Regions from separate parts of the Homo sapiens genome. Here region 1 is linked to region 2. Evidence: chromatin loops called from intact Hi-C (ENCODE). Cell type or tissue: endothelial cell of umbilical vein. All regions are shown on one strand. Links, peaks and the distances in the headings refer to the core of each region. The heading gives the core; the rest is flanking DNA. Region 1 overlaps MAML3 (mastermind like transcriptional coactivator 3). Region 2 holds the start of LOC124900781 (a long non-coding RNA gene).

Region 1 (5,379 bases), core at 119-5,118, 100 kb after region 2:
CCTGAGGTCAGGAGTTCGAGACCAGCATGAGTAACATGGTGAAACCCTGTCTCTACTAAAAATACAAAAATTAGCTGGGCATGGTGGCAGGCACCTGTAATCCCAGCTACTTGGGATGCTGAGACAGGGGAATTGCTTGAACCTGGGAGACGGAGGTTGCAGTGAGCTGAGATCGTGCCATTGCACTCCAGCCTGGGCAACAAAAGCAAAACTCTTGTCTCAAAAACAAACAAACAAAAAAAACAAACTGATGCCTATGTCCCAGCCCCAGAGATTAAGAGTTCATTGGTCAGGGATGTGGCCTGTATTTTGACATTTTTTTAAAGACCCTAGGTTATTCTAGTGGGCAAACATGTTTGGAAACCACAGAGTTATCCACAGATGCCCCTCACATTCTGACTTTCTTATCTCTCCAGTAACTGCCTCCCCAACTCCAAACTGCGTTTGACCATCCAGCTCACTGTCTCGGAATTCCCTTTTTCTTGGACAAACTTCCACATCCTTTGATATTCAGCTCAAATATCTCTTCTGACCATTCATGTTGCCCTTTGTTTTTGTCACAGACCACTCATGCTATGCTGTAATCTTGCTGTTGACCCATTGGTCTCCCCAGACATGTGCTGGGTAAGAGTGGATACTCCTCCTCTTCACTATCTCTGTAGCTGCCACCCAGAACACAATGCATGGCAAAGAGGAGGTGCTCTGTAATGAACAAATGAATTAATAAGTCAATGAATACCCATATAAGAAGTGGAAAGGGCACTGGACTAGAATAGAACTAGAATAGGACTCTGGAGACCCAAATGTAGGTAGCAGTGTTGAGTGGAAAAGCTCGGAATATGGAGCAGTACAGGCTGGATTTGAACCTTGGCTCCAGTTATTAGCTATGGGACCCTTCTCAGGCTGTCAAAATACATCGAGTTTCACTTGCCTCTTCTACAAAATGGGAATAATAATAGAGATAACCCTGGCCAACATGGTGAAACCCTGTCTCTACTAAAAATACAAAAATTAGCTGGGCGTGGTGGCAGGTACCTGTAGTCCCAGCTACTCAGGAGGCTGAGGCAGGAAAGTCGCTTGAACCCAGGAGGCGGAGGATGCAGCGAGCCAAGGTTGCGCCACTGCACTCCAGCCTGGGTGACAGAGTGAGACTCTGTCTCCAAAAAAAAAAAAAAAAAAAATAGTAGTACCTTCATTACAGGGTTGCTGTGAAGGTGGGAGTTGATATATGTGAAATGCTTAGCATAATGTTTAACATTCAGGTGTTAAAAAATATGGTAAGTCTTATTCTTTGTTCATTTGTTTGTTGTGAGATTTCTGATTTCTGGCACATTACACACTTTTTCCTGTGCCCTTTTTTTTTTTTTTTTTTCCTTTTGAGACAGAGTTTTGCTCTTGTTGCCCAGGCTGGAGTGCAATGGTGTGATCTTGGCTCACGACAACCTGCACCTCCAGGGTTCAAGCAATTCTCCTGCCTCAGCCTCCTGAGTAGCTGGGATTACAGGCATGTGACATCATGCTTGGCAAATTTTGTATTTTTGGGAGAGACGGGGTTTCTCCATTTTGGTCAGGCTGGTCTCGAACTCCTGACCTTAGGTGATCCTCCCACAGTGCTGGGATTACAGGTGTGAGCCACCGTGCCCAGCTGCCTTTTCTTATTTATAAAATGAGCAGAGTAACATTGTTTCTTCCTCTCTCAAAAGGAAGATGAAAGTGGTGATTGCTCAAACACTCAGAACATAAAATGCTCTACAAATGTAACAAGTTACAATTAGTGTGCTATATTTGTGTTTACTTCCTAATTTCTGTACCTTCACTTTCTGTGGTAATACCAGAACATGGGTTTTTTTTTTTTTTTTTTTTTTTTGTACTAAAAACCCTTGACATGGGAGGGGAATATATCCAGAAACATTCTTGATGCCAAATTTGAACAAACTGCAAGAGCAGACAAGTTTCCCCACAAAACTCAACAAATTGTAACAAAATATTTCATTAGTGGGCACATCTTCAGGTCCATAATGATGTGACAAATACAGGACCAAAGAAACTTACAGAAGCTTGTAAAATAATATCTGCCATAAAATATAATTTTTCACCATAGGTGTCAATGACATCACTATTGTAGCAATTTCAGACATGAACTTAATAACATTTGTAAAAGGTAAATAGTGATGAAGAATAATAACAAATGATCATTTCATGAGAGCTACTTTGAGGTGGGTGACAGGCAGGGAAGCAGAGGCTGCAGGAAGATACAGACTCTGGGCCATGGTGTGGCTCATTCACAAACTTTCTGATGGGTGTGTTCCTTGCACAGGCTTCAAATTCACACTCCAGTATAATAATTAATTACTCATACTATGACTTACTTGTTGGCTTCACTTGTGATGAATAAAAATCTTTCATGGGCCAGGTGCGGCGGCTCACGCCTGTAATCCCAGCACTTTGGGAGGCCGAGGTGGGCAGATCACGAGGTCAAGAGATCAAGACCATCCTGGCCAACACGGTGAAACCTGTCTCTACTAAAAATACAAAAATTAGCTGGGTGTGGTGGTGTGTACCTGTAATTCCAGCTACTTGGGAGGCTGAGGCAGGAGAATTGCTTGAACCTGGGAGGCGGAGGTTGCAGTGAGCCAAGATCGCGTCACTGCCCTCCAGCCTGGCGACAGAGCGAGGCTCCGTCTCAAAAAAAAAAAAAAAAAAAAAAAAAGAAAAAGAAATCTTGAATGATAAATTCCTGATGACTAAAAGTCAACTATGTTCACTTACTCACTTCCTATAATTGCCATCAACATGTTTGGGAGCAAGAGGGACAATGTTACGCAGAATTATAGGACTCTCAAGGAATCTCAAATTCTCTGACTAGTAAGCTGATCAGAAAAAAAGTGAAATATGGATAAAAATACATTTAGGAAAATAGTAATGCAAACTTGCTTTTTTTTTTTTTTTTTTTTTTTTTTTTTTGCCACAAAGCTTTACTTGTTATGTTCTTCCCTCTTAAATCACTCAAACATTTTATTTATAAAACAAAGAATTTGTGAAATGGAGACAAATTATAATGTTGAAATATCATTAGAGTTTCCTTCAGTTCTACCAAGCATATTTGGGCAAAATTTAAAATATCCTTTCCTCTTTAATTCTGCAAATAGTGCAATTTCAAATACAGCAACTATCTTCTCTCTGTCTAGCTAAAAATTCAATGAAATACTTCACTTTATTTGTCTAAATAGTTATTCTTTTTCTCCTTGGAGAATCAAAATTAACCTTCAGTTGTGTTTTCTTTTAGGGGATACAATAAGGTGGAATGTTTCTTCTTGAATGGTTCAAGGGTCCAGTATCCATCATGAAAGAGGGGAAGGTGCAGAAATAAGATGGATCCAGGTGACCTTGGGGAGAAATCATTCCTAGTCCCTGCTTTTAGCTCCAAAACCATCCTTCTTTTGCCTTTCATATCCCTTGTCCCTGAATTACAGAGCCCTTTGACCTCTGTAAAAGGTTTTTTTTTTGTTTTTTTTTTTTTTCATTCTCTAACTAAACACAATAATAAATTAGGAGTCCCTATCTTTGTAGAAGTGGTCCAGGTTCTGGGCTTCTCCCTTCTTTTCATCAGCCTCTTTTTCCTCTTGTTTAACTCTTCCCAACTTATCCTCTTCCCCCCAAAATGAACTAGGCAGTCTTAATGACTCTGCCTTAATCTCCTCACCAAGTCTTTCTTCCTTTCTGCAGTTACGCCTTAGACATGCGCACTGAGGGGCTCCTGAGCTGGCCTCAGCCTTAGAGAGCCTGCTTGGGTCCTCCTCTGACCACATACATGTCTACCACCGCAAGTAGTCTGCAGAAGCAAGGCAAGAGCCTGTGTTCCCACCTCTAGACCATTCTTTGGATACCCGGAGCCCCAGATTCTCTGCTTAGAGAATTTCAAGTCTGTTTTCCCAGGTCCGTCTTCTGGAAGGTGGCCACACAGCTGTGTGCACCTCTAGGCCCAAAGAATGGCCAAGGGGCATGCAGGTGGACCTTGGAGGTATGGCCAGGAATGTCCCACAAATGTAGGAAGCTCCTGAGGTACAACACAGAGCCAGGGATGGAAAGGGAATTGGGTGGTCCAGGGAACCCAACCTGCAGAACCCCCAGGAGGCAGGGATTCTACATCAAACTGGCCTTCCCAGTGGCCACGAAGGTATACTTGTCAAGATCAGCTGATAGGACATATTGTACTTAATTGTTTGTTAGCTTGAAGTATAACAATTAAGGATGAGGCCTGTGGTACATCTGCACTCTTGCCTTGGGCTCCACAAATGTTAGGGAGGGACACGCTTGTCTCTCCTCACCCAGCGATTTTCCTGCAGATCTTCTCCAGTGCTAAATGCACATGGATTTAGGCAGTGAATACAGAACAAAGTTTGGACCTTCAGTGTGGCTGAGTGCCTATTCCTGGTAGCCAGGCCTTCTTTGCACCATCCCTCTGCCTCTTCAGACTCAGTCACCGACAGAAGGCAGTTAATTTGTAAACAAGGAAGATAAGCTGCTGTGTGTCCCCCAGAGAGGTTTTCACGGAGCTTGGGGGCTCCTGGGTCAGACCCCGCCCAAGATGGAATCTATTTGCGGCAGTAACCACAGACAGGTGACCTATTTTTTTCTTTATTGATTCTTCTCTCTTCCTCACTGTCTTGTTTCACCCCTCTTTTCTAAAGTATGTTTCAGACATAGAGGGAGAGGCTGTGATGGAAGTCAGCCAAGCGAAGACGAAGGGTGGGGGAGCAGTCGGCAATTCCAGTTTGACGCTAATGATTTGTGTACAATTCAAGGTCAGAGAATGATATGTGAGGCTTGTGCGCCCACCCACACAAGCATACACAATTTAGTACTTGATTATATCAGCATATAGCGCTAATACATCTCATGCTGCCTTGTTCACTTGCCTTTCCAATTAGAAAGAAACGCAGAGGGCAGGGACCACATGTTAAGCTTCTTTTGTTCCTCGCAGCACCCACCACCTTATTAGGCACATAATGGGCATTTGATAAATATGTTTTGTTAAAAGAGGCTTGCTTTAATGAAATAAAATGTGTTCTTGAAATGTGCTAAATAAAGTCAGTTTTTGTAAATGGAATCCGATTTTAATGATACTGGGAAAGTTGCAATGGGAATACTACAATAAATCCTTTTACAAAGCCAATAACCATTCCGTCTGGATTGTCATGTATTTTTTACCCTCTTGGACCTAAACCAGAAAATCTTAACCCAGGAATCATTGAATCCCCTGCAAATGTGTCCATGTTTGCTTTGGGAATGTGTATTTTTCTGGTGATATTGCTGTAGCTTTCATTGCATTCTCAAAGGGATGTGTTACTTCAAAAAGAAAAAAAAGTTAAAATCCAT
Region 2 (5,379 bases), core at 206-5,205:
CCTGAGTATACGTTGCTGTGTAAAGGAAGAAAACCAAGGAGTCACGGTAGAATCTGAATATATCTTTTAACTTTTTTTTGTTAATATTTTAAGATATGGCTACTACAGCTGATTGTTATCGATCTGTGTGTGCAGAGGTGGCCAGAAAGACTGATGTATGCCCAGCTGTTCATTTGATACCAGACACACACTTTAATCTGGGTCTGAAACCTCGATTTGTATGACCCATTGTGGCCTTTTAGGGCCAAGCTCTTGACATGAGAGTTACAGCAGGTTTCCTGCCTCCCCTCCAGCCATGTTCGGCTGCAGGAGTATGCTCGGTACGTTATCAAACATTTCTGGTCCTCTCCTGATGTCCCCGTTTATTTTCCAGCAACAACTGTCTCAGAATTGGCTTTTCCACCTTATCCATGTCATCTGATGACTAGCTTGTCTCTTCTCCAAATTCCCCCATACTAGTCACATCTTCCTCAAGGCTTTTCCTGGACCAAACTAAAGTTTCCTGAAGATCACCAGCCACTGACAAATACACCAAGTGATATCCCTGTTTCCAAAATATCAATCACACACTCAGAGAACCACTGAGCTGGAAGGGACCTCTGGGCATCGTGGCACCTGAACCTCTCTTGATGAGAATCTACAAGACATTTTGTTAGATGTTTGTCCATCCATCCATCTGTGAAAAATCACAGTGATTGGTTGAGAGACTGGTTCTAAAATGAACATCATGTACTTGGGAGACAGATGTCCAACAAATCACAGTCACCCAGAAAGAACCTTCTCGCCCATGTGATTTCTCCTCTGATCCCTGATGTTCAAACTGACATTTGAGGGGAAGACAGAAATGTGTCCAGATAAAACTCTCCAGCTGGATGGTACAGGGCACAGCAGTTATGACAGAAAGAGAAGAGCCGCAGCAGAAGAGCAGTCTGGTTACTCCCCCAGGGAAATAACATCCAGAGGGATGGGGGACTCCAATATACTGCCTTGAATATCAACACACTGAAGTATGCAGCAGAAACAGAATGAACCTGCTGGAACAGGCTGGTGTCTGTGGGGCTCACGTGGCAGGGAACTCCTGCTTCCTACCCCTCCACATCCACCCTGCCCTTGCCCCAGGTCCCGGCCTGACTCCTCACCTTGAACCAGCATCTCTCCCTTACAATTTTTCTAGCTGCTATTAGGCTGTAGTCCTGCTCTAGGTGTGGAAGACCAACTCTAGGTTCTGGCCATAAATTGTTTTAGCACCTAGGCAAATTGCTTTCTAGGTTATTAAAAGAACTGCAGATGTTAGAGGCTGTCTCTAGGATTGTTAGACAGCCTTGTTTTGTGCTTTCTTTACCTATTTTGATTTTTCTATAAGAAGTATGCATTATTTTAATATTTTTGGGAAAAGAAAAATGATTTAAGATAAAAATATTTTTTTGCATCTGTGGTTATGGAAACACTGTTAATATCGAGAATGAATAAATAATGGAATACTGGAATGAACCATGAAGAGAAGCAAGGCAATAGCCCACTTTCACACAGGGGGTAAAGGCGAACATGATATTGATTTCTTGCAAAGTTTTAGGACAAAAGATTAAACAGGATTTCTGAAAATATGTAAAACAAAGAGGCCACCTTTCCCATTATTCTGTACTGCTGTTAACTGATTATAGTAGGGGAATGCCACATATGTGATACTTCTCAACAACACGGTATTTGGCAAACTCTCTCATGACAACTTTTGGACAAAATGGAAAACAGTGCATAGAAGTCAAGAGTAGGTTCCTTGGAAGCTGGCTGAAAGTCTGGTCCTACTGGTACCCAGATTGGTGTCAATCTAGAAAGAGTTCTCTAACGGGGAGTGATAAGGCACTGTCACTGATGTAGATGAAGGCAGCAGATACAATGATACAAACCTGAAAAGATGAGCTAAATTCTCCCTGTGGAGTTTCCAAGATGCTGAAAGTTGAGCAGAAACTCAGGTCAAACTTAACAGAGGTAAATCTAGAATTCAGGTGAACAAGAAACCAGCTACACAAGTTCAGGATGGGAGGCAGGGAAGTGGGATAGATAGAATGTGGGCTTTGGAATCAGTCTGCTGGGCTGTAATCCCAGCACTTCGGGAAAATTACTTAACCTCACTCAGCCTCAGTGTAGGTGGGAGAATTAAAAGGGACTGATGGCACCATGTTTAGCACAGCGCCTGGCTCATGGGCACAGGACACGCTCAATAACTTTATAATTATTAAATGTGGCCAGACAAGAGTTCATTGTATACAGAACACCAAGGCGCTTCATTGCCCAAAGGAACAGTAAGAACTGACAAAGTGATGAGGCTGTAAAACACGTGAATTTGAACTTAAGCTGCAGATTCAGGAAAGAAACTGTACTACTATATTCTATACCCATCAGAAGCCATCTGGAATATTGTTCAGCTCAGGACACCACGTTCTGAAAGAGATACCAAGAGGCTGGAGTGTATCCAGAATGGTGTGACATGAGAGTGAGAAACAGCTGGACAACTAGAATCATTTAAGAAAGAAAAATGAGTACAGGATGGTCGTGACAACTCTCTTGAAATACTTGAGGAATTGTTATATAGAAAAGAGAGTCAAATTGCTCTGTTGTTCTAGAGGACAGCTTTCTTTTCTTTTCTTTTTCTTTTTTTTTGAGATGGAGTTTCACTCATGTTGCCCAGGCTGGAGTACAATGGCGCAATCTCGGCTCACTGCAACCTCCACCTCCCGGGTTCAAGTGATTCTCCTGCTTCAGCCTCCTGAGTAGCTGAGATTACAGGCACGCATCACCACACCTGGCAAATTTTTGTATTTTTTAGTAGAGATGGGGTTTCACCATGTTGGCCAGGATGGTCTTGAACTCCTGACCTCAGGTGATCTGCCTGCCTCAGCCTCCCAAAGTTCTGGGATTACAGGCATGAGCCGCTACACCCGGCCCTAGAGGACAGCTTTCTAAAAGTCTTCAGCCAAGTTTGTTTAACAAAAGGGAAAACTTTTCGACAGAATGGACCATGGAACAGGTTGCTTCATTTCCCACCACTGCAAGTGATCAAAGAGAGTCTGGAGGGGGCGTTAGGGGAATTGGAGAGGTTTTCACAGTTGTTCCCCTTCTTCCTCCTCCCTGCTCCAACAGCTACAGCCTCTACTGCTGGACCTTACTAGGCTTCCTTTCATCCCATTAATGATGATTAGATAGGACACAGAGTCCCCCAGTTCCTAACCTTCTCCACTAGAGCACAGAAGGCACATTCTCATGCACAGATGCATATTCATCCAGCAAGTATTCGCTGATGGCCCTCTACAGGTCAGGAAGTGTGCTACTTGACAGGGGCTAAAAAGATGAACAAAGTATATCCCCAGGGAGCACCTAGGCTAGTGAGAAACAGGCCCCTCAACAGATGCCTGTGAAACGGTGAGGCAAGTGCAGTGATAGAGATTAGCACGGGGGACTCTGGAATCACAAAAGAAGCTCAACTAACCCAGCCTGGCTGGGTCAAGGGGAGTCAGGGAGAGTTTTCTCCGGGAGTAGATCCTGGAAGCTGTGTGGGAATTGGTTAATGTGTTAGAGGAAGAGGGACAACATGAGCAAAGTAATGAAGGTAAAGAACAGCCCTGTGGACAAGCAGTTCTATATTGCTGGATTGTGAAGCATAGGGCATGAGACAGGAAGAAGTCAGGCTAGAGAGGTTGGATGGACCGAGAGCCCAGGGAGCCCAGTGTGGGTTTCTAGGAGCTTCTATGCCACATGCAGAAACTTGCATGGATGAAGGACTCTTGTTCGAGCTGCAGAATCCTAACTAGTCCCTGGCCTCTAGAAAATATTTGTGCAATTGTATGTTTCATTACCATGCATGTCCTCTGTTCCATGAGTGCAGGGCCTTGTCCATCTAATTCATCACTATATCCCCCGTGTCTAGCCCAGCGCCTGGGACACAATAGGTGACTAAAAAGGAAGAATGGGAACAGAAAGGATGCAGCTTCACAGGGTTTTTGTGAGGCTTCCTAAGGTGCTATATGTAGCATGCTTAGAGCACTTGGCCCTAGCATGCATGAATAAGGGACAGTGATTGTGATTATCATTCATTTGCATTTCTTTTTCTCCTGTCTTGTTGATTTTTCAAGCCCACTGCTTATAGTACCTTTGCTTTTGTGGCTGGCCCTGATTAATACATTTTGATGAGTAATAGTGTTTGCCAAATGATAACGGTCCCCAAAGAGGCCCCCAACCTACAGAGAGTTACAGAAATATTCAGCATCATAAACCAAAAAAGGATATTCAAAGGACAGAATCGAGGAACTGATTTCCTCAATGGGAATACAAAACTTATGTTTGCAGGCAGGCCTCCTCGAGAAAGTATGCAAGTGTCACATGAGGCTCCATCGCTACACTCATGGCCAAAACTTTAACCCCCGTGAACCCTGGATAAAAGGCAGGTAGAAATGGTTGAGAATAAACTGTTCTCTGTAGACCTCGTTGACCCTAACAACCATCTGACGGGGCTTTAATCTGGTGGGGTGTGGCCAGGCACAGCCCATGGAGGAAAGAAAGCCCCCCTTTCTTTCCTGAGGAGGGCTGGAGAGGGGGTGCGTGTGCATATTTCGTGTCTATGTGCCAAAGTTAGGCTTCCTGACATTGTTTCCTCTGGCTTCTCTTGGCACAGTGTCTTCCTGGTCTATGAAGGCCTGCAACTGGCTGATCTTGGTTAAAGGGAAACTGACCAGTGGTATTTGGTGGATACTGCTTGTCCTAAAGATTCAGGAGGAATAGAACTTTCTCCAGGAACCCAGGGACTTATCCAGGGATGACAATCTAACTTTTTAGGGTCTGATTGAAAGATCTGCATCCTTGTGGACAAGAACTTAACTCTACAGAGGAGATTCCTCCTGCCACAGGATTACACCTGGAAAGATTTTAACATTCTTTTCCTTTGTCAAGTCCCCAAAGGATACATTCCTGATAGGGAATCCTAGAGTTTATTCTCCCTTGAATGACTAAGGCCCTAGGCAAAGCTGAAGAGGAGTCTGGATTCTGTGAGAATGAACAAGGCAGCTGCTCGGAGTCGGCTGCTGAGGGGGCCATCTGTTTAAGCAACGAGAAGTACGGAGCTAAAGAGGCACACGGTATTCAAACATGTGAGTTCCCTGCACCAGGGCTTCTGGTCAGTTCTTCAATCAGGAGAGAAAATGATGCTTAGGTGTTAAAGGTTCAGGGGGAGCCGAAATGACTTCAATTGCCAAAATAAACAGAATTGCTTAATTAATCTAACTAAAAAATCCTGTTCAGCATTGGATTAAAAAAATCATGTTGATGCTGCCCCTGTTTATTTGGCTGAATCCTGGACTGAGAGGGTATATTTAGCCTCAGTGTGCTTGC

The links. A loop is a pair of places that touch in the nucleus more often than their neighbours do. Peaks named below come from ENCODE experiments on the same cell type or tissue, not always from the same donor. Only the 100,000 strongest peaks of a DNase experiment are listed, where the experiment ranks them.
Region 1: it touches region 2 in a loop (2.9-fold over the local background); 6 of 110 quality-filtered maps call a loop at or near these places.

The regions. Positions count from the first base shown.
Region 1 is chr4:139,861,990-139,867,368 of GRCh38, forward strand. The region is part of intron 2 of MAML3 (mastermind like transcriptional coactivator 3); the gene reads right to left. Among named protein-coding and RNA genes, the nearest start is that of MGST2, 200 kb to the left of the region's middle. In endothelial cell of umbilical vein, for the core only: no CTCF peak of the experiment used is centred there; a DNase peak (open chromatin) is centred at 2,802; H3K27ac peaks cover 368 bases.
Region 2 is chr4:139,758,318-139,763,696 of GRCh38, forward strand. All of the region lies in intron 2 of MAML3 (mastermind like transcriptional coactivator 3), which reads right to left. It overlaps LOC124900781 (a long non-coding RNA gene), which reads left to right and starts at 4,739. Exons shown (of 2, transcript XR_007058276.1): 1 at 4,739-5,379. In endothelial cell of umbilical vein, for the core only: a CTCF peak has its summit at 3,328 (motif pointing left); a DNase peak (open chromatin) is centred at 4,634; H3K27ac peaks cover 1,167 bases.